2 separate regions of the Homo sapiens genome follow, and region 2 is linked to region 1. Evidence: read pairs that join two places in POLR2A ChIA-PET (ENCODE). Cell type or tissue: PC-9. All regions are shown on one strand. Links, peaks and the distances in the headings refer to the core of each region. The heading gives the core; the rest is flanking DNA.

The links. ChIA-PET counts read pairs that join two places held together with the same protein. Peaks named below come from ENCODE experiments on the same cell type or tissue, not always from the same donor. Only the 100,000 strongest peaks of a DNase experiment are listed, where the experiment ranks them.
Region 2: POLR2A ChIA-PET joins it to region 1 with 5 read pairs; 4 of 35 experiments call an interaction of 5 or more read pairs at or near these places.

Annotation. Positions count from the first base shown.
Region 1 is chr1:32,028,463-32,044,099 of GRCh38, forward strand. KHDRBS1 (KH RNA binding domain containing, signal transduction associated 1) reads left to right here. Exons shown (of 9, transcript NM_006559.3): 2 at 1,836-1,960; 3 at 3,062-3,178; 4 at 4,726-4,872; 5 at 8,448-8,581; 6 at 9,373-9,574; 7 at 10,090-10,157; 8 at 11,053-11,111; 9 at 14,065-15,415. The coding sequence ends at 14,162. Among named protein-coding and RNA genes, the nearest start is that of KHDRBS1, 22 kb to the left of the region's middle. In PC-9, for the core only: no CTCF peak of the experiment used is centred there; no DNase peak of the experiment used is centred there.
Region 2 is chr1:32,125,818-32,141,454 of GRCh38, forward strand. The region is part of intron 1 of KPNA6 (karyopherin subunit alpha 6); the gene reads left to right. Among named protein-coding and RNA genes, the nearest start is that of KPNA6, 26 kb to the left of the region's middle. In PC-9, for the core only: a CTCF peak has its summit at 7,845; a DNase peak (open chromatin) is centred at 7,804; H3K27ac peaks cover 2,195 bases.

The DNA.
Region 1 (15,637 bases), core at 3,742-8,741:
TATATATATATACACGTATATATATATACTATATATACTTTTTTTTTTTTTTTTTTTTGAGACAGAGTCTCGCTCTGTCGCCCAGGCTGGAGTGCAGTGGCGCGATCTCGGCTCACTGCAAGCTCTGCCTCCTGGGTTCATGCCATTCTCCTGCCCCAGCCTCCCTAGTAGCTGGGACTACAGGTGCCCACCGCCACGCCCGGCTAAATTTTTTTTGTATTTTTAGTAGAGATGGGGTTTCACCGTGTTAGCCAGGATGGTCTCGATTTCCAGACCTTGTGATCCTCCTGCCTCAGCCTCCCAAAGTGCTGGGATTACAAGCGTGAGCCACCGCACCTGGCCTATTTTTTTTTTTTTTAACTACTCTCAGTGGATCATATAAGCTTTCAGTTGCTACTCATCCTTGGGCACTCTGCCCTCATCTCTATTAGAACTCCTGTTATAGTACTTTACTTCATTGCCACCTCTATAGTCTGGGAACTCCAGTATATAAACAGTGAAGACAAGAGACCAGTCTGACTCGCTCTATTGTATCTCCTGTGCTTTGCAAGACAGATGTCTGGCTCTTATTAAGTCCTCCATAGTGGTTAATGATTGTACCTATTATAGCCCTCCCTTCATCTGCCTCTCCATACTATAGGAAGCACTCAAACACTTGCAGTCACTCAATGAATGAAGTTCCTTAATGGTAGGAAATCTTTTTGTATGCCAAGTTTCTATCTAATGAAACTGTCTTAACCCGCGAATTGAAAGTACTTTTAGGTGATGATGGATATGTCTGTGCCCATGATGGTGGTGATGGTTTCATGGGTGTATACTTATCTCCACACTCATCATTGTATACATTAATTATGTATAACTTTTTACATATCAGTTATACTTCAATAAAATGTTTTTTTAAAAAGTACCTGGTGGCTGGGCGCGGTGGCTCACGCCTGTAATCCCAGCACTTTGGGAGGCTGAGGCAGGCGGATCACCTGAGGTCGGGAGTTCGAGACCAGCCTGACCAACATGGAGAAAACCCTTCTCTACTAAAGATACAAAATTAGCCGGGCATGGTGGCACACACCTGTAATCCCAGCTACTTGGGAGGCTGAGGCAGAAGAATTGCTTGAACCCAGGAGGCAGAGGTTGCAGTGAGCCGAGATCATGCCATTGCACTCCAACCTGGACAAAAAGAGCGAAACTCCATTTCAAAAAAGAAAAAAAAGTACCTTGTGCATTTTGTATCATTTAGGCATTGGCTGAATTTGGGCTAGATAACGGTAACGATATATTAAGTACTTTATGAAAAATTGGCCTTAATTAGGCATATCTACGTATTTTATTAACTTAGGTCACACGACTAGTGAGTAGCAGAGTAAGAATAAGGTCTTTCAGACTCTTAAGGACTAGTATCTAGAGTACTAATGTCACCGTGGAACTTTAATGGAACTATCCATTGTATATTTAGATTATTTACTTTTGTTTTTTTCAAGGTAAGATTATACTTTGTCTTGATGCAGATTTTGATTTTTTTGTTTGTTTCTTTATTCTCCTTTCCCCCATCTCACCCAATTAATTTTGTTAAATTGATTTAAGAAACATTTAAATGTCTCTGTTGTCATGGCTTCAGGTGAGGGTGGAAGAGTACACTTCTTTTATTAGAAGCAGGCTTTGGGCTTTCTAGTCAACTTCATATAGCTTTAGTGCTTTCAGCTAGTTTCTTTCTGAAATTGGCACATTTGTGTGAACTATTTGGTTTCACTATATGGTATTCCATGTTATTGCTTTAAGCAGACTTCAAAATTTGCATTTATTTACCAGGGCAAAAATAAATTGTTTTTCCTATTCAGAAATTGAGAAGATTCAGAAAGGAGACTCAAAAAAGGATGATGAGGAGAATTACTTGGATTTATTTTCTCATAAGAACATGAAACTGAAAGAGCGAGTGCTGATACCTGTCAAGCAGTATCCCAAGGTAAGGCAAAAAGTGCTTTGGATCTTTGAGTTATCTTTATAGTTATGAGAGAGTCATGGGCTATAATAAAGACTCCTGGGGATTGTGATGCTTTAGAAACTTAAGCCTGTGAAGCTTCTCTTTCATGCTTGTAGTACCTGTTACTGAGAGTTGAAATATCTAAGTTCTTAACTAATAACATAGCTATAGCCAGGAAGGAAATATAATCATCTTTTTATTATCAAAAAGTTTCTTTCTCAAATGATTGCTCAGGCTACAAGTTCAAAGAAAAAAAAATTAAAACCTGAAGAGTTGCTCTTTGTCAAAAGACTAACCTGAAATCTAAATAAAAGGAAATATAATATGAATCCTCAATTGGTTGAAGTTAATTTTATTTTCTTACTAAAAGTTTACTTTTAAGTAAATGCTTTTTTTCTTCCTTTTTTTTTTTTTAGGAAAGCATTTAGTTACATTTAGTTTATCCAGCGTGTTATCAAAGGGTGCTATATAGTCTCTTCTGTTCTGAGGTCACTGCCTTAAAAATGTTGATGTATGTTAAGTGCTGGGCCAGGCACAGTGGCTCATGCCTGTAATGCCAGCACTTTGGGAGGCCGATGCAGGCAGATTGCTTGAGCCCAGGAGTTCAAGACCAGCCTGAGCAACATAGCGAAACCCCATCTCTACAAAAAATACAAAAATTAGCCTGGTGTTGTGGTGTGCACCTGTACCCAGCTACTCTGGAGGCTGGGGCAGGAGGATCACTTGAGTCCAGAAAGTTGAGGCTGTGATGAGCCATGATTGTGTCACTACACTTTGGCCTGGGCAACAGAGTGAGAGCCTGTCTCAAAATAAAGTAAAAAATAAAATAGTAAAGGTCTTAATGTATTATGGAAGAGCACCAGAATACATCAGAAAAGCCAAATTCAGGTCTAGGAACTGCCACTTTCTAGTTTCATAACCTTAAGCTAATCACTTTATTAATATGGCTTCAGTGTCCTTCAGTAAAATGGGAATGGTAATACTCTACCTTTGCAGGGTTGTTTAAAATCAAGTGAGGTAATTTATGTGGAAATGTTTTTATATAGTAGCATGTATATTTAGAAATCCTCTATTTTCTGTCAGTTCAATTTTGTGGGGAAGATTCTTGGACCACAAGGGAATACAATCAAAAGACTGCAGGAAGAGACTGGTGCAAAGATCTCTGTATTGGGAAAGGGCTCAATGAGAGACAAAGCCAAGGTAAGCTCACATTAGTGAGGCAAGAGGACATCCTAATGCCTTCTACTTGCCCAGAATGCAGTATGGATGTCTTATAGAGGCGGCAAGAATTTTGTATGTGTACAGAATGTGGCTCCTTTAAGTTTGCACTGGATGCAAGAGATTATACACCAAGTTAATTTACTTGGCTTGGCAACCCTGGAAGAGCCTAGGTGTGCCCTGGTGATAGTTTTCTTTTGGACTTTTTGACTGTGTAGTAATGGAAACAGCAGTAGCATGTTGCGCATTGGTAGGATTGTCTGTGAAAACTTGAAAGGGGAACTGAATATACTAAAATTTAGTCTAAAGCAGACAAAAGACGCTAAAATGCAAATAGCACACCCCCTTTTTTGTAACCTGGAAAAGTGAGAACAATAATGTGAGAGCAGATGAGTTTGAGGATTAGTTGGTTTGTTTTATAGCCGGTTTGGAATGTGAGGCTCACTAAAAGAATGTATTCCAAAAGGAACCATGAGTAATCCTGACTACAGAATCTAATGCGTCTTTTTTTTCCCCATGCCATAGCCGCGTACGCTGTGTACTCTGTGACAAGAAACTTCTCACCAAAACAGAATAGTCTTAGCCTTCTGGGGTCACCTTATTTGATGAGATATTCCTGCTACAGTCCAAAAACCAATTCTTTCAACCCTCCTTTTATGTAGTCTAATGGACACATGTTTGTTTTCTCAGGTCATTTCTTGCTAGATGCATATAGTTACGGCTGAAGTGTGTTCTAACTAATGAGATTTACATGAGCTTTTCTTCCCTCTGTCCTGACTTCTTTCTTCCCCTACCACTCCCTAGACCATATAAGCAGATAAGCAGAGCTCGTGGTGATTAACAGCTCTACCTGTGATTTAAAAACAAATGCTTGGCAAACAGCTATTATCTGAATAGACTAGAATTAAGTTTTTCTTCTTTATGCTTTTAGTAGGAGCTCCAATGGATATCTCAGGGATTTAAGACAACAATTAACTGTAAGCAGCAGACCATGTGCAAGTTTAGCAGGCTGTGCAAATTACTGTTCTTGAGAGTTTGTTTTACTTTTTTTTTTTTTCTTGAGAGGGAGCCTTGCTCTATTGCCCAGGCTGGAGTGCAGTGGCTCACTGCAACCTCCACCTCACGGGTTCAAGCAATTCTCCTGCCTCAGCCTCCTGAGTAGCTGGGATTACAGGCGTGCGCCACCATGCCCGGCTAATTTTTGTATTTTTAGTAGAGACGGGGCTTCATCACATTGGTCAGACTGGTCTCGAACTCCTGACCTTGTGATCCTCCCGCGTCAGTCTCCCAAAGTCCTGGGATTATAGGCGTGAGCCACCGCGCCTGGCTGCTTGTTTTACTTTCTTAAACTTTACTGTTTTTCTTTTTTCTTTTTTCTTTTTTTGTTTAATTCTTCTCAGCTCATACCAATTAACTTTACTGTTTTTCATGGACATTAGGGGTATTTCTTGCTGTTCCTTTGGCTTAGAGGTAAAGGTGGTGTTTTCTCCCTAGTCCATGGTGTGACATTTCTCTGCATTTTTCCATAGGAGGAAGAGCTGCGCAAAGGTGGAGACCCCAAATATGCCCACTTGAATATGGATCTGCATGTCTTCATTGAAGTCTTTGGACCCCCATGTGAGGCTTATGCTCTTATGGCCCATGCCATGGAGGAAGTCAAGAAATTTCTAGTACCGGTAAGGAAATCCATATCCTGTGTCTTCTGAGCAAAAGAGAACTGGGATCTTATACTGTTGTGAAGGTAGGGGTTCTTAACTAAGGTCTCTGCATAACCTGTATGTATACCAAATTCTGCACTTATGTTCATTTTCCTTAGGTAGTTCGTTACTTGCACCTAGTTCTCAAAGCATTATGCTCCAAGGCCACTCTATCCCTCCTTGTCTAATGTGGTTTTCATTGTGTACCGGTATCTTGTCAGTATCTCGGGTCCACAGTGTGCCTGCATTCTGATATTTGGTTAACTAAGGTTTAACAGGGTCTTCACCTAGCTGAGTATTTTGGTAGTAGTGTGGAACAAGGAGATTGTGTTAGGAAAGTGACTAAGGTGGGTCTCTGCACTCAAGAAGTTCATGCTGTAGAGAGTAGAGACTAGCAGCAAGAAGCTTATAGCATCTAGTGTTATTGGGTTAAATTCTGACCTGAGCACACTCAGGGATTTCTTTCCTGGAGGAGTTTGCTGAGGACGAGTTTAGTTTGGAAGAGGTTGACTATTGATGTTTAACAGATAGGTGAGCAGCTTTTTTCAGACTATTACTGAGGACTAGATAGAGATGGGACAGGCCAGTTTATCTATCTTGCTTGTTACCACCTTTGAATACTTGGTTGGAATATTACTTTGAATAAATAGGAAATGGTACTATTTTTGCCTTTTAGCAAGGCCTGGTGGTTGTCAGAGTTAACATACTACTGTTGAATATTTAATAACAAGGATGAATCTGGAGACTTATGAAGGATTTGGAATATTATTAAGTAGAATTGAGTAAGCGTCATGTGTTCATCAGAAAACTAGGAGGAGGTAAGATACAGTCCTTGGTTTTCTTGAATGTTAAATGAGGGAATTAGAACTAAATGTGGTGTCAGATGATGTGAAAATTGATAGGGCAAAAATTTATAGGCAGTGTGGGCCAGGCACGGTGGCTCACGCCTGTAATCCCAGCAATTTGGGAGGCCGAGGAGGGCAGATCACCTGAGGTCGGGAGTTCGAGACCAGCCTGACCAACATGGAGAAACCCTGTCTATTAAAAATACAAAATTAGCCGGGCGTGGTGGCACATGCCTGTAATCCCAGCTACTAGGGAGGCTGAGGCGGGAGAATCACTTGAACCCAGGAGGCAGAGGTTGCGGTAAGCTGAGATTGCACCATTGGACTCCAGCCTGGGCAACAAGAGTGAAACTCCATCTCCAAAAAAAATAAATAAATAAGTTTTTAGGCATTGTGTACCCATAATGCTGAACTCCAAGGATTCCAACAGTCTCAAATGTCTTAGCAGCTGCTTTGCTTTCAAGTACCTCATCTTCATTAGAATGTTCAACATGAGGCAGGGCGCGGTGGCTCACACCTGTAATCCCAGCATTTTGGAAGGCCGAGGCGGGTGGATCACGAGGTCAGGAGATCAAGGCCATCCTGGCTAACATGGTGAAACCCCGTCTCTACTAAAAATTCAAAAAAAAAATTAGCTGGGCGTGGTGGCAGGCGCCTGTAGTCCCAGCTAATCGGGAGGCTGGGGCAGGAGAATGGTATGAACCCGGGAGGCGGAGCTTGCAGTGAGCCGAGATTGCGCCACTGCACTCTGGCCTGGGTGACAGAGTGAGGCTCTGTCTCAAAAAAAAAAAAAAAAGAATGTTCAACATGAAACAGACCATTTAACATATCCTAGAGAAAAACACAGCTGGTTAATAATCTTAAGGAAATTCTTTTTACTCTTTTTGGGGTGTTCTATTGATCACCCAAGCCATTCAATTTCCAAAGGACTGCAGAGGGAATGCCCATCTCCTCTCTTCATTGTTAGTCTCCCTCATATTCCTCAGAAGGGTTAGGTTTATGAGGCTTGCTTGTAAGTGAATCTTTTGAAAAAGATGCTTGCCGGGGAGATGTGGGTTTCCTCAGTGTTGATGTGGCAGTTGGAGGAGTCTGAGCAATGGTCTGGCATTGGTTACTTGATTCTCCAAGGTGTGAGTCTCAAGCAGCGGTAATGTGTAAGGTAGGAGGAGCTAGAGAGTTGAGGGGGGCATCAAAGACTAGCATCATCTATTGAAGCTGTATACGCCTGGGATATATAAAAATGCATGAAGTATTAAGACTGAATGGCTCTCAATAGGAAGTGTGAAAAGATTTGCCAGTGGCATTTGATTTTTCCCTCTTGTGGAGGAAAGAAAAGTGAGGCTATTTTTGCATCTGTGACCAGAGCCCTCCATTTTCCACTTAGAACAATTAACTATACCAGCAATGCTTCACAGTGCCGTAGGAAGAGCACTGGACTATGTATGTCTGTCTATCTGTGTCTTCCTGAACAGGTTATCATTTCACTTTTCTGAGCTTCAGGTTTCTTGTTCGTCCCAAACATTTCTTAAGTATCTGTCAGATGTCTGATACTATGCTTGGGTGTAAAGTTACAAAAATGGCTCCTAAAGAGCTTACAGTTTAGTGACAGACAATTCTAAAATTATGTGGTAAGTGCTTGGGTATAGGGAATTATGTGGTACTTTGAGAAAAGAGGAGTTGTAGGGGTGGCATCAAGAGAAAGTTTTTCAAGAGACACTTATTTAGGCAAGTCTTGTAAGGATGAATTAAGAATCCCTCAGGTGGACAAAAAAGACAGTATAAGGACAAAAAAGCCTGTTGATCCAACACCTAGATTTTGAGACAGGTAATTCTGAATTCACATCTAGAGTCTGCCATTTATTAGCTCTGTGTTCTTAAGCTGGTTGATGTATACTCCTTGAGTCTGTTTTCTTAACTGTAAAATGTGGAGATCTGCCTACTTATTTCAGGGTCATTTTGAAGATTTTTTTTTTTTTTTTTTTTTTTTTTGAGATGGAGTCTCTCTCTTTCGCCCAGGCCGGACTGCAGTGGCGCTATCTTGGCTCACTGCAAGCTCCGCCTCCCGGGTTCTCGCCATTCTCCTGCCTCAGCCTTCCGAGTAGCTGGGACTACAGGTGCCTGCCGCGCCCGGCTAATTTTTTTGTATTTTTAGTAGAGATAGCGTTTCACCGTGTTAGCCAGGGTGGTCTCGATCTCCTGACCTCGTGATCTGCCCGCCTCGGCCTCCCAAAGTGCTGGGATTACAGGCGTGAGCCACTGCACCCGGCCCTCATTTTGAAGATTAAACTGAAAAATCTATATAAAGCTTATTATATAGAGCCAAGTGCATACAGCTCCATTAATGGTAGTGGCTTTTATTATTCCAGGAAAAGGAAACTATTTGCAAAGAATGGATATGTAAGAGTATGCCAGGCTCTGAACTACAAGTTGTTCAGTCTGGCTTGTGAGTAGGTTATATATAGAGAGAGAATGGAAGTGATCCGGAGAGCTAGGCAGAGACCACATTATGAATAATGAGGGGTCTACCATCAAGACTTTTCTCAAAGAGGTGACAGATAGGGTGCCATTTGACTTCAGAGAAGGAATGACCTGAGACCTCATCTGGGCTCTCAAGAGCTCTTCTTAGAATTCAAGTCTCCCGTGGACCAGATGATTTCTCAGTAGAAAGTGTAGATACCACACAATACTCCTTGTATCTTTCGTTCCCAGGATATGATGGATGATATCTGTCAGGAGCAATTTCTAGAGCTGTCCTACTTGAATGGAGTACCTGAACCCTCTCGTGGACGTGGGGTGCCAGTGAGAGGCCGGGGAGCTGCACCTCCTCCACCACCTGTTCCCAGGTAAAAATAATGGAGACACCCAGAAATAGGATGTGAATTTGACTACTAGTGTCATCTCTTTTAGTGGTGCTCTTATGTCTAGCTTAGGAAGGGTCTCAGGATTTGTATGTTGCATAAAGAACAGAATTCTACAACCATACTCTCACACCTGTAATCCCAGCACTTTAGGAGGCTAAGGCAGGCGGATCAACTGACATTTGGAGTTTGAGACCAGCCTGGCCAACATGGTGAAACCCTGTCTCTACTAAAAATACAAAAATTATCCAGGTGTGGTGGCATACACCACACTACTCAGGAGGCTGGGGCAAGAGAATTGCTTGAACCCAGGAGACGGAAGTTGCAGTGAGCCGAGATCATGCCACTGCACTTCAGCCTGGGAGATAGAGCAAGACTCCATTTCAAAAAAAAAAAAAAATAGAGTTCTAGATCTTGGGCACTTTGACCATAGCCAAGTGCTGCAGTCTAGCTGAAACTTTTGGTCTTCTAATTTTGGACAGTCTTAGCATTTGTTAATGGTCTGACTTTAAAATTCTACCTTTTGTGACTGACCTTTATAGAGTATTCAGACTCTCCAGACCTACCCAAGGCAGTGCAGTGATGAATTGGTCCTCTATAGGACCTGGGGGATCTTGCAGTGTGGGTCCTTTACCCTGTACATTCCTCTGTGCTTTAATAATAGCCTAGTTAAGGCTTCATAAAATCTGCCTAATTCCAGAATTTGTAAACAAATCAGAACATAAAAGTGGCCTGTTTATAAAAAGCTCCATTTAAGATAAACTTTCATTTTGTAGGGGCCGTGGTGTTGGACCACCTCGGGGGGCTTTGGTACGTGGTACACCAGTAAGGGGAGCCATCACCAGAGGTGCCACTGTGACTCGAGGCGTGCCACCCCCACCTACTGTGAGGGGTGCTCCAGCACCAAGAGCACGGACAGCGGGCATCCAGAGGATACCTTTGCCTCCACCTCCTGCACCAGAAACATATGAAGAATATGTAAGAAATTTGAACAATGTGCCATTTCCCAGTACCTAGAAGGCTGCTAAAGGAAGTTGAATGACAGGGCCTCGGTCCTTTATGTAGGTGTCATGGACTGCCTGTAAGATTTGCAATCTGCCCTCTTCTCTTGCAGTGAATGTTGAACTATTAGAAGATTTTTCCATTTTAGGCAGGGTTTTACTATACGCCTGTAGATTAAACAAGAAATAAAATGTACTTTAATGTAGTATTTTATAATGAATTTCTTACTACTAGTACTGATAATACTAAAGCTCGATTTTGTACTTTACTTCCTGCCCACACTTCTTCTGTGGCATATCATATTTGTTTGGGTTTTCTTTGTTTAGTAACCCTTTCTCTTTTGACTATTCTACAGTAGGCATTAACATTTTGGAGGGAAATGTCATGTCCTTTTAATTCAGAAGCCTACTTACTCCCATGGGATGTAATTACCTTTCCTACTCTCTATGATTTTGATCTTTTATTTCATTTTTTTGTTGTTGTTGTTCTAGGGATATGATGATACATACGCAGAACAAAGTTACGAAGGCTACGAAGGCTATTACAGCCAGAGTCAAGGGTGAGTCAGGCAGTATAAGCACTGTTTTTTGTCCTGAGGATGGATGGAGGGAGTTGGAGGAACAGAGAGATTTAGACAGTACAACCCTAAGGAGCAGAATGGTTCGCCTTTTGAGGGTATCTCCTCTGCAACCCCCACAGTCCTGACTGGTCTTGAACTCTTGAGCTCAAGCAGTCCTCCCACTTTAGCTCTCTCTAGTAGCTGGGGTTACAGGTGCGTGCCACCATGCAATGCTTTCCTCTGCGTTTGACATCTGTGAAGCACACACTTGGATTTGTAAATCTGGATAACTGTGAACCTTAAATTATAATTTAGAACCTGAGAGTAACAAATGAAAAATTTCCAAGCTGTGACTACATGGAAACAAGGAGAAATGCCTTTATGTTATTTTGATTTATTATTTTAAAATATCAAAACCACATTAAAGCTCCATAAAATTTTACAAGAAACTTGAATTCCATTACCATAACTTAGGTTCTTTTCTGCATTTCTCTTTAAGACCATTTCCTTGTGTGTCCATATATATAGCTTACCTGTGAATTGATTGAAAAAGAGTTCCAGAATTCTACAGCAGTGATAAAACAGTTCTTTTTTCCTTCTGGTGAGCCCTATGAATACATGTATATATATGCTATATTAAAAGGGTCAATTTAGGATTGTGCTTTTTCACTTTATATTCTGTGGTATCCATTTTTCTTTGCAATAGTTGTCAATTATTTTATAAGTACATAGTCTATACATATTTTGGAAATACTTTACGGTTTAGGGATGGGGCAGAATGAGTATTTTCCTGTATTAATACACTTAGTAAAATGACTGACTTATGGAAGTATTTGAGAGAAAGTTGAAACATAGTTACTCTGTAGCTTCCTAACACTCTGCCTTTGGCTTTCAGGGACTCAGAATATTATGACTATGGACATGGGGAGGTTCAAGATTCTTATGAAGCTTATGGTATGTCTTTATCTCTGTGGTGGGGCAGAATGTACAAGTAAGTGCCTGGGAGAATGCTGGTGACTAAAGTATTGAGAGTCAGACAAACACACCTACGGATAAACCTTTAGAAGGCCAAGATTTTGCTAGATGTGACAGTAAGAGTTCTGCTCTTGCTTAAATTTTGCGGTACATGGTAGAAAGAGGGACTGCTAAAGTGAGGTGGGGTATCGTTACTCTTGGAAGGGTAGTGTTTGTCTTAAACAAGGGCTCAAGACCAGCTTGGCCCTGGTTGGAGCAGCAGACTTATAAGCTAATGTTATTTTTTTTCTACTTTAGGCAGGGAAATAGCTAGACCTGGGTTGTATTTCTGGGCCTTTGCTGCCGATATCTAGGCCACTTTGGTAGATAACAAGAACTTAATCGTACACAACTGTACTCATCTACCCCATTTCATTAAAAAAAAAATTTAGATCTCATTGAAAAGAATGTCATTGTAAAGGAAATGTCAGCTGAAAGGGACCTAGATGGCAAGCAGCTAGCCAGACCAGGTTGCGGGGCAAGAATAGTGCCTATTAGGGCCGGGCGTGGTGGCTCATGCCTGTAATCCCAACACTTTGCGAGGCCGAGGCAGGCGGATCACCTGTGGTCAGGAGTTCGAGACCAGCCTGGCCAAGATGGTGAAACCCTGTCTCTACTAAAAATACAAAAAAATTAGCCAGGTGTGGTGGTGGGCGCCTTTAATCTCAGCTACTTGGGAGGCTGAGGCATGAGAATCACTTGAACCTGGGAGGCGGAGGTTGCAACGAGCTGAGACCGTGCCATTGCACTCCAGCCTGGGCAACAAAAGTCCGTCTCAAAAAAAAAAAATAGTGCCTATTAGAATCAGATTAGAGGCTGTAGGGGCTAGAGCCAATAATTCAGGACAGTACTGGCACCAAGCTCCTTGTTGGCTTGAAGACATCAACACAGTCCTTGATCCCAAGAGAGCTATGGAGGCTGCAACAGCAGCAGGACAAGGCTGCCTTCCCTGAGGTTTGGTTAAAAACACATCGCTCAAGTGTGTCCTCAAGAGCCAGTTATGGCCCTGTGTTAATAGGCCTCACTGGGAATACTATGTGGCAGTGGATGCAGCGAGAGCTACCTTTTCAGTATAAGGTATTTTCAGCATACCTGAGGGACTTCCAGAGAGTCCTTGGCAGGGGCTCAGCGATTGACAGTTCACGCTAAGATACTGGTTGACAGTCTCCCCTTATCCCTAGCTGAAAAAGAGGAGCCCCTTAGGGCCTCCCAGAGACAGACAAGCTGAGCCCAACTCAGCACAGTATGAAGTAGCCAATCAGCTGCTTGCCCAAGGAAACTGTTTTTACCAGTTTTAGCGAAATAGCACTGGACAGTTGCCAATCACTAACACTGTGTGTGATTGCACCCAAGTATTTCCCTCCATCAGTGAGGCAGTACAGTGGGGCCTCTGTATGTGTTTGACTAAATTGCATTTCTGTTTTGCTGGAGAAAAGACCAAACTGAAAGAGGCAGGCTTCTCTTTGTGCTCCTGATACGACGTTGCCACAGTTAATCCGTTCTGATCTCTGCTTTGATTAACAGAATTAGAGAAATAAACTGTCCAGGATGATCTGTATACGTCAGGAAAAAAAGAAAAAGAAACTGTCTTGTTGATACCCAGAAGCCACTTGGAAAGTGATGGACATGTGTGTTATACTAGGGGTATAATTAGGGTTCTGTGTGACTTTAGATCTGTATAGGAGTTTGAGGCCTATAGAGATGGAGGCAGATACTTGTGAATACAGGCAGCTGGAAAAATACTTCAGGGATGAACTAGCGTGTGTAAGGTGTGGGAAGAATAAATTTAACGCAATTTATTTTCATAAGAGGTCACCTCTAGAATTATGTGATCATATTCCTCAGGCTTTTCCCTGTCACAAAGGAGAACCATTTGAGGATGTGAACCACATTGTCTGGCTTCTGGCTTCTCTCACCTGTTGACTTAAGAAAGGAGATAAGGAATTATCCTTTTTTTTTTTTTTTTTTTTTTTTGAGATGGAGTCTGGCTCTGTTGTCCAGGCTGGAGTGGAGTGGCACAATCTCAGCTCACTGCAACCTCTGCCTCCCAGGTTCAAGCACTTCTCCTGCCTCAGCCTCCTGAGTAGCTGGGATTACAGGCATGCGCCACCACGCCTGGCTAATTTTTGTATTTTTAGTAGAGATGGGGTTTCACCCTGTTGGTCAGGCTGGTCTCGAACTCCTGACCTTGTGATCTGCCTGCCTTGGCCTCCCAAAGTGCTGGGATTACGGGCGTGAGCCACCGCATGCAGCCTTGGAATTATCTTAAACAGTGCTGTCAGTGCAACATTTGATTGCACATCCCTCTACCAGAGAGAGCAGTATCAGCTCTGCTGGTGGAGGGCCCCATGGAAAGTGGCCCTTGCTTGGTTTTCCCAGGGAGCTAGAGGACACTTCTCCGTAAGGAAACGTGACTTGCTGTTGCATGGAAGTGGGGCTGGCTGCCTGCTTCCAATCTGAAAGACTTCCAGAAGTCTTCCCACCTTACCTGAGGGTGCCTGCCAAATTGTTTTGGGAACAGGAAAGGCCATTGCAGACTCACTAAGATTAATGAGTTCCTCACTATCTCAAGCAAGGTGTTGGGTATCTCCAGGTTTGGGGACTGGCGTACAGATCACATTTGTCTATGAAGAACCTCGTTGTGGGAGATTACTCCAGAGTCAATGGCAGCCTTTTTAGATTTGTTCCCTTCTGTCCTTCCACTCAAAACTGAAAAATTGCCCAGGCTGCCCAAGAGGGCCAAGCCAAGTAGAGAGCAAGGAACACCAGGGGAAGTGTCAAGACATTAGAAGAAACTCAGTGTTTTTGGTGATCTTTACTATGTGACCTATCCCTGCTTATCCCTAAGTGCTGTCGCCACATGGTTTATAAACTGTCTTTGTTTTCCCCACAGGCCAGGACGACTGGAATGGGACCAGGCCGTCGCTGAAGGCCCCTCCTGCTAGGCCAGTGAAGGGAGCATACAGAGAGCACCCATATGGACGTTATTAAAAACAAACATGAGGGGAAAATATCAGTTATGAGCAAAGTTGTTACTGATTTCTTGTATCTCCCAGGATTCCTGTTGCTTTACCCACAACAGACAAGTAATTGTCTAAGTGTTTTTCTTCGTGGTCCCCTTCTTCTCCCCACCTTATTCCATTCTTAACTCTGCATTCTGGCTTCTGTATGTAGTATTTTAAAATGAGTTAAAATAGATTTAGGAATATTGAATTAATTTTTTAAGTGTGTAGATGCTTTTTTCTTTGTTGTTTAAATATAAACAGAAGTGTACCTTTTATAATAAAAAAAAGAAGTTGAGTAAAAAAAAAAAACACACAAACCTGTTAGTTTCAAAAATGACATTGCTTGCTTAAAGGTTCTGAAGTAAAGGCTTGTTAAGTTTCTCTTAGTTTTGATTTGAGGCATCCCGTAAAGTTGTAGTTGCAGAATCCCAAACTAGGCTACATTTCAAAATTCAGGGCTGTTTAAGATTTAAAATCACAAACATTAACGGCAGTAGGCACCACCATGTAAAAGTGAGCTCAGACGTCTCTAAAAAATGTTTCCTTTATAAAAGCACATGGCGGTTGAATCTTAAGGTTAAATTTTAATATGAAAGATCCTCATGAATTAAATAGTTGATGCAATTTTTAACGTTAATTGATATAAAAAAAAAAACAACAAAATTAGGCTTGTAAAACTGACTTTTTCATTACGTGGGTTTTGAAATCTAGCCCCAGACATACTGTGTTGAGAGATACTTAGAGGGAGGGAGTAGGTTTTGAAGAGGTTGATGGTGGTGGGGAGGGAAGGCCTCCTGAATTGAGTTTGATGCAGAGCTTTTTAGCCATGAAGAATCTTTCAGTCATAGTACTAATAATTAAATTTTCAGTATTTAAAAAGACAAAGTATTTTGTCCATTTGAGATTCTGCACTCCATGAAAAGTTCACTTGGACGCTGGGGCCAAAAGCTGTTGATTTTCTTAAGTTGACGGTTGTCAATATATCGAACTGTTCCCAAGTTAGTCAAGTATGTCTCAACACTAGCATGATATAAAAAGGGACACTGCAGCTGAATGAAAAAGGAATCAAAATCCACTTTGTACATAAGTTAAAGTCCTAATTGGATTTGTACCGTCCTCCCATTTTGTTCTCGGAAGATTAAATGCTACATGTGTAAGTCTGCCTAAATAGGTAGCTTAAACTTATGTCAAAATGTCTGCAGCAGTTTGTCAATAAAGTTTAGTCCTTTTTTAATCAAAGTAAATGTGATGAATTGTCATTTTTTTGGGTGGACCATAAAATAGTTTTCTCTTTCAAATAAACTTAAATTAACTCTAAAGTTAATGGGCTTGTTAAAAGTTGGAAACATTCTTAAAAGTGGTGGGGGGGATTTTATTTTAAGTTTACCAAAAAAAAGTTGATGGAGTTGTTAAGTTTTAGTTTAAAAATAACCAAAGCTTTTTCACCCCCTGGAAGTTGTT
Region 2 (15,637 bases), core at 5,723-10,722, 99 kb after region 1:
GTGAGGTTTGGGATAGAACCCTGTATAGTCAAATATTATGAATGTTTCTGTAGCAAAAATATCCAGTTGAAAATTAATTGAGATTATATATATAAAGACTATAAATAATCTCATGTGAGGTTCAGATTTTGCCGCCAAATGTGTTTTGAGACTATATTTACTAAAAAAAAAAAAAAAAAAAAAACCTGTCCTATTTTCAGAGCTTGTTTTTCTTTTTTCTTTTTATTTTGTTTGTTTGTTTGTTTGTTTGTAGAGATTGGGTCTTGCTTAGTTGCCTAGGCTGGTTGCAAACTCCTGGCCTCAAGCAATCCTCCTGCCTCGGCCTCCTAAAGTGCTAGAATTATAGGTATGAGCCATCGTGCCTGGCCCTGAGAGCCCCTTTGATTTCAGAATTCCAGGTAAGGAATTGTGGACCATGAATTAAGAGAAATATATAAGGAACCGGTTTATGGAGAAGAAGATGCTTCCCCACCCCCCCACCCCCCATTTGAGGTACTTACAGACATGATTGGAAGGAACCCATGTTCCCTCTAGGTGTTAGGTATAGATTGCAGAAGTCATCAGCATTTGTTTGTTTATTTTTTGAGATGGAGTTTTTGCCCTTTTGCCCAGGCTGGAGTGCAATGGTGCGATCTTGGCTCACTGCAACCTCTGCCTCCTGGGTTCAAGTGATTCTTCTGCCGCAGCCTCCCAAGTAGCTGGGATTACAGGCGCCTGCCACTACACCTGGCTAATTTTTGTATTTTTAGTAGAGACGAGGTTTCACCATGTTGGCCAGGCTGCTCTCGAACCCTTGACCTCAGGTGATCCACCCGCCTCAGCCTCCCAAAGTGCTAGGATTACAGGTGTGAGTCACTGCATCTGAACAGTCATCAATATTTAAATCACCCAAGAGGCTATAATTTTCTAATGAGTAATGATTGGAATTGTCCACTTTGAGGTGAAGTAAAGGGGGAAATAGGCCCTTTTTTAAACCCCTGGTCATTGGTTCCTTAAGTGTAGCTTTCAAGGGAATGAAGACAGAATGGAAGGATAAAGATTAAGAGAAAGAACTGAGTGTTGGAAGGAAAAGGAAAAACCACCTGTTCAATAGAAAGCAAGAAAATAATGGTTTTTTTCTTTGACCGTAACTTCCTGAAAATTTCCCTTATAAGGAATTTAGGCCTTTCACTACAGGAGGTGAGAAGAAAAAGGGAACACCATTGATTCAGCATTTAGGCCCTAGATACTTTCACATTACCTCCTTAATCCTACAGGGCCCTATAAAGTTTATTGTGCCCATTTTATTTTATTTATTGCTTTCCGAAGACTTGCGCCATGAGAAATACCCCTGTTTTAGAGAGGCAGAAGCAAGACTAAGATAGTGGGTACTTTGCCCACAATTATACAGTTGGGCTTGGAACTCAGTTCACCTGACCTCCAAATCAGTGCTCTTTTCACTACATCATGTTGGATCAAGTTGATGGAGTTTGAGGGTGAACATTGGATGTTTGTTCATGGCATGTCTTCTGGGAGTGGAGAGGATTCTTTGTGTGGCCTTTCAGCCTGGCTTTTCTCTCCCATTTCACCCTGGGCCTTTCTCACATGGGGCCTTAGAATATTGCCTCCTAAATCTAACTCCCTCATTTTGATGAATTACATACAGGTTAGAGAAATCCCTGTTTCCAATTTGTCAGAAGGGCTGTTGGAAAGGCCCTTTCTTGTATTGTTGCTAAGAGCTAAAAGGAAGAGCTAATCAGAGGGATTTTTATAATTCAGCTGACAGACAATGCAGAACCCTCTTTGTCTGAAGACGAGTTGTGGGTGGAGGGTACTGCAGAATAGAGGCCAGGTAACCAGCCGTTTTGCTATTCTATCTCAGAGGCATTTTGCTGTGTGGACCTTTGTTTTTATGCCTCTTTAACTGAACTGGTCTTGTGCCCCAAACCCTTCAGAAATATTAACCATCTAGCCTTCAAAGACCACTTCAGACCTTACCCACTCAGTAAAGAGAGTTCTCACTCTCACTCTCTGAACTCATTGTACAGTTACATTCATTATCTTTTGTATTCTTAGAGCTGTGAGTCTAAACTAAGTTGTAAAGCTTCCTGAAGGTAGAAACAATTACACAGTGCCTGTTTGAGATTGGAGATAACCATTTGGTTATCTGCAACACACACACATACACACACACAATGCAAGTGCTTAGGAGCTATTCAGTGAATATTTTTGTGCTGGCTTAAATGGAAATTGAGCTCTTTCATTTTCCTACTTTAATTCGTTTTAGTCCCTTGTGGTACCTAGTGGTAGTGGCAGTGAAGTGTTCCTAGAAAGGTAAGAGCCACCTGATTCTATTTCAAATGAGATCGCTGGAAAATTTCTTTTGGAGAAACTGTTTGGACTATAGTTATCCCAGTCTTCTCCTGTGTCTCCCCTCCACCTCTTACCTCCCTTCCGTAGATCTGAGCATTGTGTTTACATATTTATATATACACTCAAGGGCCAAAGAACTAGTAAATCCTAAGAGAGAATTAGGATTAGCAAACTAGAAGAACTAGGAATATATATATTTTTTATATTATATATGTATTTATATATATATATATATATATATATATATATATATATATACACACACACACACATATATATATACACATTTTTTTTTTCCTTAGACCTTGAGCTTTGGATATATAGTCATGTGTACAGGAGATAGTTTTCCCCCAGTGGCCTTTAGCTAAACCACCTAGTTTATAAATTTAGCTTTGTTTCCTAGAGTGATTACTGTTCAGCCCAGTTCAGTGAAGATGCTACCAGAATATGAGCAGCCTTATTATGGTCCCATTGTGGACTGACCCAATTGTCCAGTAGAAGAAGAGCCTCTGCCATTGTTGTGGTGACTGGCACTTCTGACAGGCTTGCACATAACACCCTGAGAGCCTCATGCTGCCAGATCTGTTTCAAACTGTTTTCTCGTTTGCAACATTTCCTGGTCATGAATCTCTGAGAGAAATTCAGGAATTTTGAAAAGCCATCTTCAAATCTAACCCACTTTACCAGCATAGCATTTTACTGTTTACAAAGTACTTGGGTATATATTCTCATTCAGTCTTCACTGTGACTCTGAGATAGTCTGGGTAAGGGTATGAAAATTAAGATACAGATAAATAATACCCAAGTTGCACAATTATTAAGTAGCAAGACTAAGAATTAGATCTGTCTTTGTAGCTCTTTTCACCAGTACCACACCACTTCCAATGTGCCTGTTGGTGGTCCATCCAGCACAGCTACCTTCTGTCAATACTAGATATTTCCCTCCCTCTCTCTCTCTCCCTCCCTCCCTTCCTTCCTTCCTTCCTCTTTTTTTTCTTTCTTTTTTTTTTTTGAGACAGGCTCTAGCTCTGTTGCCCAGGCTGGAGTGCAGTGTGAGATGTCAGCTTACTGCAACCTCTACCTACCTTCCAGGCTCAAGCCATCTTCCCACCTCAGTCTCCCTAGTAGCTGGGAGGCATGTACCACCATGCCTGGCTAATTTTTGTATTTTTTTTTAGTAGGGGTGGGGTTTCGCCATGTTGCCCAGGCTGGTCTTGAATTCCTGGGCTCAAGCAATCTGTTTGATTCAAATGCGGTTGTTTTTGTTTTTCCTTTGAGGTGACAGCCTTCAAATGACTACCTAACTACTTGCCAGTCCCTATAATTTTGTTTCTCTGCATATTAGTATTTGTATCATTTGATATTTGTGTTTTTTTTGTTGTTGTGTTGTTTTGTTTTTATTTGGAGACAGGGTCTCGCTCTGTCACCCAGGCTGGAGTGCAGTAGCGCCATCATAGCTCACTGCAGCCTTGATCTCCCGGGCTCAAGTGATCGTCCTGCCTTAGCTTCCCAAGTAGCTGGGACTACAAGTGTGCACCACCATGCACAGCCAATATTTTTTATTTTTATTTTTAGTAGAGACGAGGTCTCACTATGTTTCCCAGGCTTATATTCCTTGTTCACAGCAAGAACTGGATCATACCTCAATTGAGAGATTGAATCAAACGTGGTGGAATTGAGAAGCAGCATTGACACTCCTGGGAGCACACTCCTTCCAGGAAACAACAAAGGAGTCCTCTTGTGGTTGGTATGCTGTCAAATAAGGAATATGTAGTGCTGGAAACATTGGCTGTCATGGAAATACCTGGTTTAATCTCTCCCACTTATTAGCTGGTTCTTCTGCAAGTTATGCCTCAGTTTGCCTACCTCTAAAATGAGAATTCTATGTGAGTCTAAGCTAATAATCAAATCCTTACTAAATCAATTATCAGTCAAATATGAATTTTGCCTGAGAATGCCTCCCTCTACAGATATTAGAGATTGACTTTGGGGTATTTGAAAGATATTTCAAATATAATATCTTGGTTTTTAGTCTGGATTTAGTAGATAAATATTTTTTTTTTTTTTTTTTTTTTTTACCATGGCCAGTGATTTTGAAAAGCATTCTAGACTGAACTTGAGAAGACTGCTTCACAGCTAGTAGAGAGGACACAAATGTGACTTTCTTGGCAAAGCATTGTGATCATTGCCTGCCTTGGTGCCTTACAGAGGTCCTCTCCCAGCAGGTCATGGAAAATAAGTAACTTGACACAGGAAAGGAACTTGTATACTGCAAGTCAGTTGGTTTGATAAGTTGATTTAATCACAAAAGTCATTAACATTGAAGGCATCTCAGGCCAGACGCAGGGTCTCATGCCTGTAATCCCAGCACTTTGGGAGGCCGAGACGGGCAAATCACTTGAGGTCAGGAGTTTGAGACTGCCCTGGCCAACATGGTGAAACCCTGTCTCTACTAAAAATACAAAAATTAGCTGGGCATGGTGGTGCATGCCTGTAGTCCCAGCTGCTTAGGAGGCTGAGGTGGGTGAATCACTTGAACCCCAAGATGGCACCACTGCACTCCAGCCTGGGCGACAGAGTGAGACTCTATCTCAAAGAAAAAAAAAAAGTCACAGGCATCTCAAAGAAGTTCATTAAGAAAGGGCTCATGTGGATCATTGATTTATTTTTATTATCTTAATGTGCTAATTGCTATATATAATGCCTAAAAAGAATAGATAAACATATGCAGAAGAATTAATTTGGACCCCTGCCTCACATCATACACAAAAAATTAACTCACTGGATCAAAGACCTAAATGTAAGAACTAAAACCATAAAATTACTATAAGAAAAAATAGTGGGCCGGGCACAGTGGTTCACACCCATAATCCCAGCACTTTGGGAGGCCAAGGCGGATGGATCACCTGAGGTCAGCAATTCGAGACCAGCCTGGCCAACATGGTGAAACCCCGTCTCTACTAAAAATACAGAAATTGGCCAGGCCTGGTGGCGGGCGTCTGTAATCCCAGCTACTCGGGAGGCCGAGGCAGGAGAATCACTGGAACCTGGAAGGTGGAGGTTGCAGTGAGCCGAGATTGCGCCATTGCACTCCCGCTGGGCGACAAGAGCGAAACTTCATCTCAAAAAGAAGAAATCTTAGGGGTATATCTTCATGGCTTTGGAGTAGGCAATGATTTGTTAGATAAGATGCCAAAGGCTGGGCATGGTGGCTCATGCCTGTAATCCCAACACTTTGGGAGGCCAAGGCAGGAAGATCACTTGAGCCCAGGAGTTCAAGACCAACCTGGGCAACAAAGTGAGACCCTGTCTCTACTTTTATTTTTTAAAGTAAAAAAAGATTTAAAAATTTAAAAAGACACTGAAAACACATACAACCACATACATACATACACACATATATGTATGTGTATATATATTTAAATCTTAAGTCTATACACACACATATATATACATATATACATATATGTATGTGTATATATATATACACACACAACAAAGGAGTTGTGTGTGCGTGTGTATATATATATATATGTATGTGTATATATACTTAAAATTTAAAACTTTTGGCCAGGTACAGTGGCCCACACCTATAATTCCAGCACTTTGGGAGGACAAGTCAGGCAGATTGCTTGACCACTGCACCCCACCTTTTTTTCTTCTAATTTTCTGTCTCCCTATCAGGGAATCCAGCCTGGTCTCCTGTGTGACAGGCAGGGATACTATACAAATGAGGATACATTTTCACTTTCTTGATGGTGTCTTTTATTTACTTTTTATTTTTTATATTTATTTATTTATTTATTTTTTATTTTTTTTGAGACGGAGTCTTGCTCTGTTGCCCAGGCTGTAGTGCAGTGGCGTAATCTCGGCTCACTGCAACCTCCGCTTTCCAGGTAGAAGCAATTCTCCTGCCTCAGCCTCCCAAGTAGCTGGGATTACAGGTATGCACCACCATACCCGGCTAATATTTGTATTTTTAGTAGAGACAGAGTTTCACCATGTTGTCCAGGCTGGTCTTGAACTCCTGACCTCAGGTGATCTGCCCGCCTTGGCTCCCCAAAGTGCGGGGATTACAGGTATGAGTCACCATGCCCGGCCCAGTGGTGTCTTTTAAAGCATTAAAGTGTTTTGTTTTGTTTTGTTTGAGACAGTATCTCACTCTGTTGCCCAGGCTAGAGTGCTGTGGTGTGATCACAGCTCACTACAGCCTCAACCGCAAGGGCTCAGGCAATCCTCCCACCTCCCAGGTAGCTGGGACTATAGGCACATGCCCCCATGTCTGGCTTTTTGTATTTTTTATAGAAATGGGGTTTTGCCATGTTGCCCAGACTGGTCTCAAACTCCTGGGCTCAAGTGATCTGCCTGCCTCAACCTCCCAAAGTGGGAACACAGGCGTGAGCCACCATTTCCAGTCAGTGCAGCCATTTTATTTTAAAAATATGGGGTCCCAGCCCAGCGTGGTGGCTCAAGCCTGTAATCCCAGCACTTTGGGAGGCCGAGGCGGGCAGATCACAAGGTCAGGAGATCGAGACCATCCTGGCTAACACGGTGAAACCCCGTCTCTACTAAAAATACAAAAAATTAGCCGGGCGTGGTGGCAGGCACCTGTAGTCCCAGCTACTCCGGAGGCTGGGACAGGAGAATGGCGTGAACCTGGGAGGCGGAGCTTGCAGTGAGCCAAGATGGCGCCACTGCACTCCAGCCTGGGCGACAGAGCGAGACTCCGTCTCAAAGAAAAAATATATACATATGGGGTCCCACTCTGTTGCCCAGGCTGGTCTCAAACTCCTGGGCTCCGGTGATCCACCTGCCCCAGCCTCCAAAAGTGTTGGGATTACAGATGTGAGCCACGGTGCCTGGCCCCAGAGTATTTTTTTAAGTGGTTGCAGGGCTGGGTGCGGGGTCTCACACCTGTAATCCCAGCACTCTGGGAGGCTAAGGCAGGCAGATCACTTGAGCCCAGGAATTTGAGACTAGCCTGGAAAACATGTTGAAACCTCATCTCTACAAAAAATACGAAAATTAGCCGGGTGTGGTGGTACACACCTGTAGTCCCAGCTACTCAGGAGGCTGAGGTAAGAGGATTGCTTGAGTCTGGGAGGTTGAGGCGGCAGTGAGCCATGATTGCACCACTGCACTGCAGCCTCGGTGACAGAGCAAGACCTTGTCTTAAAAAAAAAAAATTGTGGAGGTTAGAAAGCAGTAGGATAACAAAGTGCTGAAAGAGGCCAGGTGCAGTGGTTCATACCTGTAATCCAGCACCTTGAGAGGCCAAGGCCAGAGGATCACTTGAGCCAAGGAATTCAAAACCAGCCTAGGCAACATCACAAGACCTAGTCTCTACAAAAAAAAAAAAAAAAAAAAAAAAATTACTTGGACATGATGGCATGGGCCTGTGGTCCCAGCTGTGTGGGAGGCTGAGGTAGGAAGATTGCCTCACAAGGTCTAGGCTGCAGGGAGTTGATTGCACTACTGCATTCCAGCCTGTATGACAGAGCAAAAACCTGTCTCAAAAACAAAACAAAACAAAAAAGCAAAGTGCTGAAAGAAAAACCGTCAAGCAAGAATTCTATATCTGGCCAGGCAGCATGGGCGTGGTGGCTCACCCCTGTAATCCCAGCACTTTGGAGGCCGAGGCAGGCGGATCACTTGAGGTCAGGAGTTCGAGACCAGCCTGGCAAACGTGGTGAAACCCCGTCTCTACTAAAAATACAAAAATTAGCCAGGTGCAGCAGCCGGCATCTGTAATCCCAGCTACTGCGGAGGCTGAAGGAAGAGAATTGCTTGAGGCCAGGCGTGGTGGCTCATGCCTGTAATCCCGGCACTTTGGGAGGCTGAAGTGGGTGGATCACCTGAGGTCAGTAGTTCGAGACCAGCCTGGCCAACATGGTGAAACCTCGTCTCTACTAAAAATACAAAATTTTTTTTTTTTTGTATTTAAAAAATGGGTGGTGGGCCCCTGTAGTCCCAGCTACTGGGGAGGCCGAGGCAGGAGAATTGCTTGAACCCAGGAGGCGGAGGTTGCAGTGAGCCGAGATTGCACCATTGCGCTCCAGCCTTGGTGACAGTACAACACTTCGTCTCAAAAAAAAAAAAAAAATTCTATATCTAACAAAACTGCCCTTCTAAAATGAGGGAGAAATTAAGATATTTCCAGATAAACAAAAGCTTAGGGGGGTTGTTACCACTAAACCTGCAGTGACTTAGCCTATGATCTTAGCACTTTAGGAGGCTGAGGCAGGAAGATCACTTGAGCCCAGGAGTTCAAGACCAGCCTGGGCAACATAACAAAACCCCGTCTCTACTCAAAATACAAAAATTAGCCAGATGTGGTGCACGCCTATAATCTCAGCTACCTGGGAGGCTGAGGCAGGAGAATCGCTAGAACCCGGGAGGCAAAGGCTGCAGTGAGCTGAGACCATGCCACTGCACTCAAACCTGGGCAACAGAGCAAGAGTCTGTCTCAAAAAAAAAAAAAAAAGTGCTATAAAAAGAATGTACTGATATATGTTAAAACATGGATGAACCTCAAAATCATTATGCTAAGTGAAAGAAGCCAGTCAAAGACCACATATTGTATGGTTCTATTTAAATGAAATGTCCAGAGCAGGCAAATCTGTAAGAAATAGAAAGTACCTTAGTGATTGTTTACAGCTTAGGTGGGTGAGCATTGGGGGTGACAGCTAAAGAGTAATAGGGTTTCTTTTTTTTAATTTTATTTATTTTTTTTTTACTTTTTTTTTTTTCCTTCGAGATGGAGTCTTGCTCTATTGCCCAGGCTGGAGTGCAGTGGCACAATCTCAGCTCACCACAACCTCTGCTTTCCAGGTTCGAGCAATTTTCCTGCCTCAGCCTCCTGAGTAGCTGGGACTACAGGCACGTGCTACCACTCCTGGCTTATTTATTTATTTACAGACAGAGTTTCACTCTTGTCACCCAGGCTGGAGTGCAGTGGCGCAATCTCAGCTCACCGCAACCTCCACCTCGCGGGTTCAAGTGATTCTCCTGCTTCAGCCTCCCAAGTAGCTGGGATTACAGGCATGCACCACCAGGCCTGGCTAATTTTGTATTTTTAGTAGAGGTGGGGTTTCTCCGTGTTGGTCAGCCTGGTCTTGAACTCCCGACCTCAGGTGATCTGTCCCCCTCAGCCTCCCAAAGTTCTGGGATTACATGTGTGAGCCACCGCGCCTGGCCAATTTATTTTTAGTAGAGACAGGGTTTTGGCATGTTGGCCAGGCTGGTCTCAAACTCCTGACCTCAAGTGATCTGCCTACTTCGGCCTCCCAAATTGCTAGAATTACAGGCGTGAGCCACCATGCTTGGCCATTTTTTTTTTTTTTTTTAGAGGCAGGGTCTAATTATGTTGCCCAGATTGGTCTTGAACTCCTGACCTCAAGTGATCCACCCACTTCAGCCTCCCAAATTGCTAGAATCACAGGTGTGAGCCACCATGCTTGGCCATTTTTTTTTTTTTTTTTAGAGGCAGGGTCTAATTATTTTGCCCAGACTAGTCTTGACCTCTTGGGCTCAAGTGATCTGACTGCCTCAGCCTCCCGAAGTGCTGGAATTACAGGCATTAGCTGCCATGCCTGGCCATAGAGTTATGGGGTTTTTTTTTTTTTAGGATGATGAAGATGTTCTAAAATTGTGCTAGTGGTTGCCCAGCTCTATAAATACACCAAAAATCATACTAAATATACTAAAAATGTATGAATTGTATGGTTTAGGAATTACATCTCAATAAACCTATTACCAAAGGAAATAAAAATAATAGGACTTCTTTGCCAACAGGACACTTAAAAGTCTGCACAAAGAGATAGGATCACTTAAAAATTCTAACATGCTCTTTAATTTGTATTAACAATTTAACCAGAGGCTCCAAACTAGTAGTCTGTAGGCCACACTTGGCTTGTAGTAGATGTGTCTTACAGGGACTAATATGTTTTTCAAAAATTAAACAAACATTAAACAGTTGGCTGTATATAAAATCCACATTTCTAGCTTCTCTCTTTTTTTTTTTTGAGATGGAGTTTCACTCTTGTTGCCCAGGCTGGAGTGCAAGGGCGTGATCTTGGCTCACTGAAACCTCCTGGGTTCAAGTGATTCTCCTGCCTCAGCCTCCCAAGTAGCTGGGATTATAAGTGCCTGCCACCACACATGGCTAATTTTTTTTGTATTTTTAGTAGAGACAGGGTTTTACCATGTTGACCAGGCTGGTCTCAAACTCCTGAACTGAGGTGATCTGTCCGCCTTGGACTCCCAAAGTGCTGGGATTACAGATGTGAGCCCTGCCTTTAGCTTCTCTTGAAAATCTGATCTAGCAAATCTAACAAATGGGACTCATGTAAGTTAGTCATATGTAGGTCTCATTCACAATGATGGAAACCTTAGTAATTAGAGCTGTGTGAAATGAAATGGGTTGCTTTTGTAATAATATATTATCACTGGTAGTACTCAGACATAGGTTATAGGTCAGGGAAATAGAACAATGATTCAGAGTATCAGAGGAGAGATCAGACTAATAATCTAAATCTATTCTGATTCAGCCTATGGATTCTGTTTGATAAAGTGGGAAGTTATATGGAATAAGCAGAATGAGATTCTCTACGCATTTATTCCTCCCCAATTCATTACATTTGGAGTGAAGATATGGTTAGAAGAGACATCATACACTATTACTGCCAGCGTTTCTGGTTTTCAAATCAAAGCCTAAAGGGCAGACCCTAAAGCCTTAGGTATTATTCGTTCTTGAAGCCAAGTTTCAGAAATACGTTGCTTTCCTTCTTGAATGAGTAGTAGAGGAGAAAACAAAAATAAAACAATTAAAAAAGAATTACTTTGCTTTCCAAATATACTTGAGTGTTCTCTTCAAGGACAATGAAAATTATGTAAGTGCTCATTTTACTTTATTTTGGATGACGGGTAGCTGACATGCCAAAATGCCACTCTGTTTTAATAATTAAGTGGTTCTTTGGGTTCTGTTTACTGCATTCATCTTCCCCCACTTTTTTTTGTTTGTTTTGAGAAAGGGTCTTGCTCTGTCACCCAAGCTGGAGCACTGTGATACCAGCACGGCTCACTGTAGTCTCAAGCTCCGTTCAAGCAATCCTCCGAGCTCAGCCTCCCGAGTTGCTGGGACCACAGGTGTGTGTCACCACACCTGGCTAATTTTTGAAATTTTTTTCAGAGACGGTTTTGCTAGGTTACCCAGGCTGGTCTCTAACTCCTGGGCTCAGGTGATCCTCCCACCTTGGCCTCTCAAAGTGCTAGGATTACAAGTGTGAACCACTGCACCTGGCTACTTCCCCCAATTTCTATATAAATTTGTATATTCCTAGTCCAGATTCTTGTTTTATTTATATTTCATTGAATTTATTGTAAACGACTTCAGATTCTCTAGAAAACTGAAGTTTAAAATGTTAGATGGAACATTTGAGGGCATGCTGTGTACTTTGCTATAGACGCAAAGATAAGTAAAAGAGTTCTTGTTCTCAAAGATTTAATAATCTAGAAGTGAGAGGTGATGAGGGTGTAAACTAAAATTTATTGGAGGTGGTCAGTAGGAGCCAATTTGGAGTAACAGATAAAAATCAGTTTCCTGAATTGGGGAGGAGAATGTTCATGGGTGACTCCAAGACCAGGTGAATGGTGATGGCATTAACTGCGAAATAGGGAAGATAGGCCAGGCACAGTGGCTCACGCCTGTAGTCCCAGCACATTTGGAGGCTGAGGCAGGCAGATCACTTGAGGTCAGGAGTTCGAGACCAGCCTGGCCAACATGGTGAAACCCCATCTCTACTAAAAATACAAAAATTAGCTGGGCATGGTGGTGGGCAACTGTAATCCCAGCTACTTGGGAGGCTGAGGTAAGAGAATCGCATCAACCCGGGAGGCAGAGGTTGCGATGAGCCAAGATCGTGCCACTGCACTCTAGCCTGGATGACAAGAGTGAAACTCTGTCCAAAAAAAAAAAAAAATAGGGAAGATAGCAGAAACTGGTTTAAAGAGAAAGTTGGGTGAAGATAGCTGGTAGGCAAGATGTTTTGACAATAGGGATTTCAAACTTGGTTTAAAAGTAGAGGTGGAAGCTGGCCAGGCGCGGTGGCTCATGACTGTCAACCCAGCACTTTGGGAGGCCAAGGCGGGTGGATCATCTGAGATCAGGAGTCGAGACCAGCCTGACCAACATGGAGAAACCCCATCTCTACTAAAAATACAAAATTAGCCGGGCGTGGTGGCACATGCCTGTAATCCCAGCTACTTGGGAGGCTGAGGCAGGAGAATCACTTGAACCTGGGAGACGGAGGTTGCGGTGAGCCGAGATCGCGCCATTGCACTCCAGCCTGGGCAACAAGAGCGAAACTCCATCTCAAAAAAAAAAAAAAAAAAAAAAATGGAGGTGGAAGCTAAGGGAGATCGTGAGCTTGGAGTGGGGGCTCCTCCTGCTGAGAAGAGGACCAAAGGTAGGATTTTGGTACACACTGACATTGAGAGGTTGGCTCTGGAAGATGACCACAGTAAGAAACTTGAAGAGTGGTTGGAAGGCTAAGAGAAAAATTGGGAGAGGATGGTGTTACTAGAATCATGAATAGAGTTTCAGGAAGGCAAAGGTGATCATCAGTGACAAATTAGAAAGCTGAATGCAATGACTACTGAGTGGGTCACTGGATTTAACAGTCTAAACTGGCTTTTTCTGAGGTATTTGTGTCTTGTGTCCTGTAGTTTTTATAATGGATGGTTTTAGTTTAATTTTCACATGAATTCTGGAGGAAATCGTGGTTTCTGGGTTTTTAGTAAGAAATTCTTCTGTAGTCTGCTTTTGGAGGGTCTGCTTCACTCCAGTCACAAGGAAGGTTTCTTTGCTATATACTCCTTTACTTACCTATCTGGCAAACACTTATTAAATAGCTGTTGTGGCTAGGCCTTGTGTCTGGAACAACGTATATGCTCGATGAGTATATAATAAATATTTGAATGGTGATTCACTCGACAAATATTTGTTGTAGATGCCGGGGATACAACAACTCTGCCTTTGTGGAACTTAACATCCTATGGAGAGCAGATGGATTGGAATTAGTATAATGAAAGAAAGAAAACAGGTGTTCTGACAAAAATAGGGTAACTTACTTTGGGTTAGGGTAATGGGGAAGGACCCAGCAATTCCAAGAGCTAAGGAAAAGCGTTGAAGGCAAAAAGAACAGGAAGTGCAAAGGCTATGTAGTAGGAAACAGTATGAAGCACACAGCATCACCTATATATATTCTTGGCCAACAATTACTATATATATATGTTTTTTTCTCCATCTATAACCCAGCAACACCAAAAGTTATTTTCAACCTGAATCTATTCTAGCCCCTAGACTTAACTTCCATTTTACAGGAAATACAAGGGGTAAGGGTATGAGTTTAATAACACAAAACTAGAATGTGAGGCGTTCTATAAGAAAACTGACCTAGTCTCTTCAGAAAGTATCACAAGCAAATAAAAGGGTTGGGGGAGAGGAGGATGGACATTATAGATTAAAAGTGATCAGATGTTGGATAATGATATTGTAGTTTTTAAAATGGCTTTGTTGTTTGCAGATACATACTGAAATGTGGATGAAGTGATAGGTCAGGAATTTGCTTCAAGGATCTGGGAGAGGCAGAAGCATAGATATGAATGGCTGCTAGTTGATCATTGAATCTGGATGGTTAGTGTATGAGATTCATTTTATTTACTGTTTTGTCTACTTTTGTGTATATTTGAAATTTTCCATGATAAAATGTTAAAATAACAAATACAATGTGTGAACCTTGGCTGGATTTGGGGAGAAAAACCCAGATATAAAGGATATGTTGAAATAATTAAGAAATTTGAATATGAACTAGATATTGGGTATTTTGTTAATTTCTTTGGTTTGAAAATGCTGTTGTGGTTATATAAGAAGAAGGTCCTGGGCCTGGCTCACGCCTGTAATCCCAGCACTTTGGGAGGCCGAGGCAGGCGGATCACAAGGTCAGGAGTTCGAGACAAGCCTGGCCAACATGGTGAAACCCCATCTCTACTAAAAAATACAAAAATTAGCTGGGCATGGTGGTGTGAACCTGTAATCCCAGCTATTTGGGAGGCTGAGGCAGAAGAATTGCTTGAACCCAGGAGGCAGAGGTTGCAGTGAGCTGAGATGGTGCCACTGCACTCCAGCCTGGGCAACAGAGCGAGACTCTGTCTCAGGAGAAAAAAAAAAGAAGAAGGTCCTTATTATGGGATACATACTAAAGTAATTGGGCGAAGTGCCAAGTGATGACATTTACAATTTTCAAATGTACAGTTAAAAATATAGCTATATTATATATACATCTGATAGAATAAAACTAATATGATGTTAAAAATCATTGAATCTTAGTGGATAATTTATAGATATTGTACTATATCAAACTTTTAGTGTTTAAGCAGTTTATAATGGAAACAGAAAAAATAGTTCGGCTATTCTTGAGAACTGAGAAATGGGGCAGTAGCTAAGGGAAAATGAATGAAAAAATGCACTCACAAGTGTCTGGTTCTCAGTACAAGGAATCACAGGTGAGATTCCTAGAACTGTTCCTACAGTGTGTTTTTAGCTGGCAGAGTTACAACAATACCCAAATTTTGTCATCAACTTTATATTAATTTACAGTAAATAACTAATAGGTAGACCAGTAAGAAGACAGCAAAATTTAAGCCATCTTTGATGTTTTCTTATGGCATCTTTGGTAAGAAACTGGGCCAGGTAAGATTTGGAAGAACATCTGTGAAATCTTTGGATTTATTATTGTGTCTATCACTTGTGTATTGTGGGTTATCTTCTCACCCATCACATCCCAGCATCATGGCTGGCTTTACTTGCTTTGGGGGAATTAATCCTGATGTTGTAGGTGTTAGTCCATACATGTACTTCAGGTTTGTGGTTGGTTGGATCTGTGGTCTAGGGTGAGAATTCATTGTATTAATAAAAGGAAAACTTGTACTGTGAAGGTGAGTTCCTATGAAAATCTGGTATGGTGGTGGAGGGGAGGCTCAACAGTCAATTGGCCTGAGTTTAAAATGTTTATGAATCTCAAAATGTTAAACATACCAGTGATTAAATGGAGCACTATGGCAATCTTGCTACTCACTAATGTGTGACCTGAGTGAGCCTCAGTTTTTTCATTTATCCATTAGGGCTTTTTTTTTTTAAGTTAATCCTTTTTTTTTTTTTTTTTTTTTTTTTTTTTTTTTTTTTTTTGAGACGGAGTCTCACACTGTCACCCAGGCTGGAGTGCAG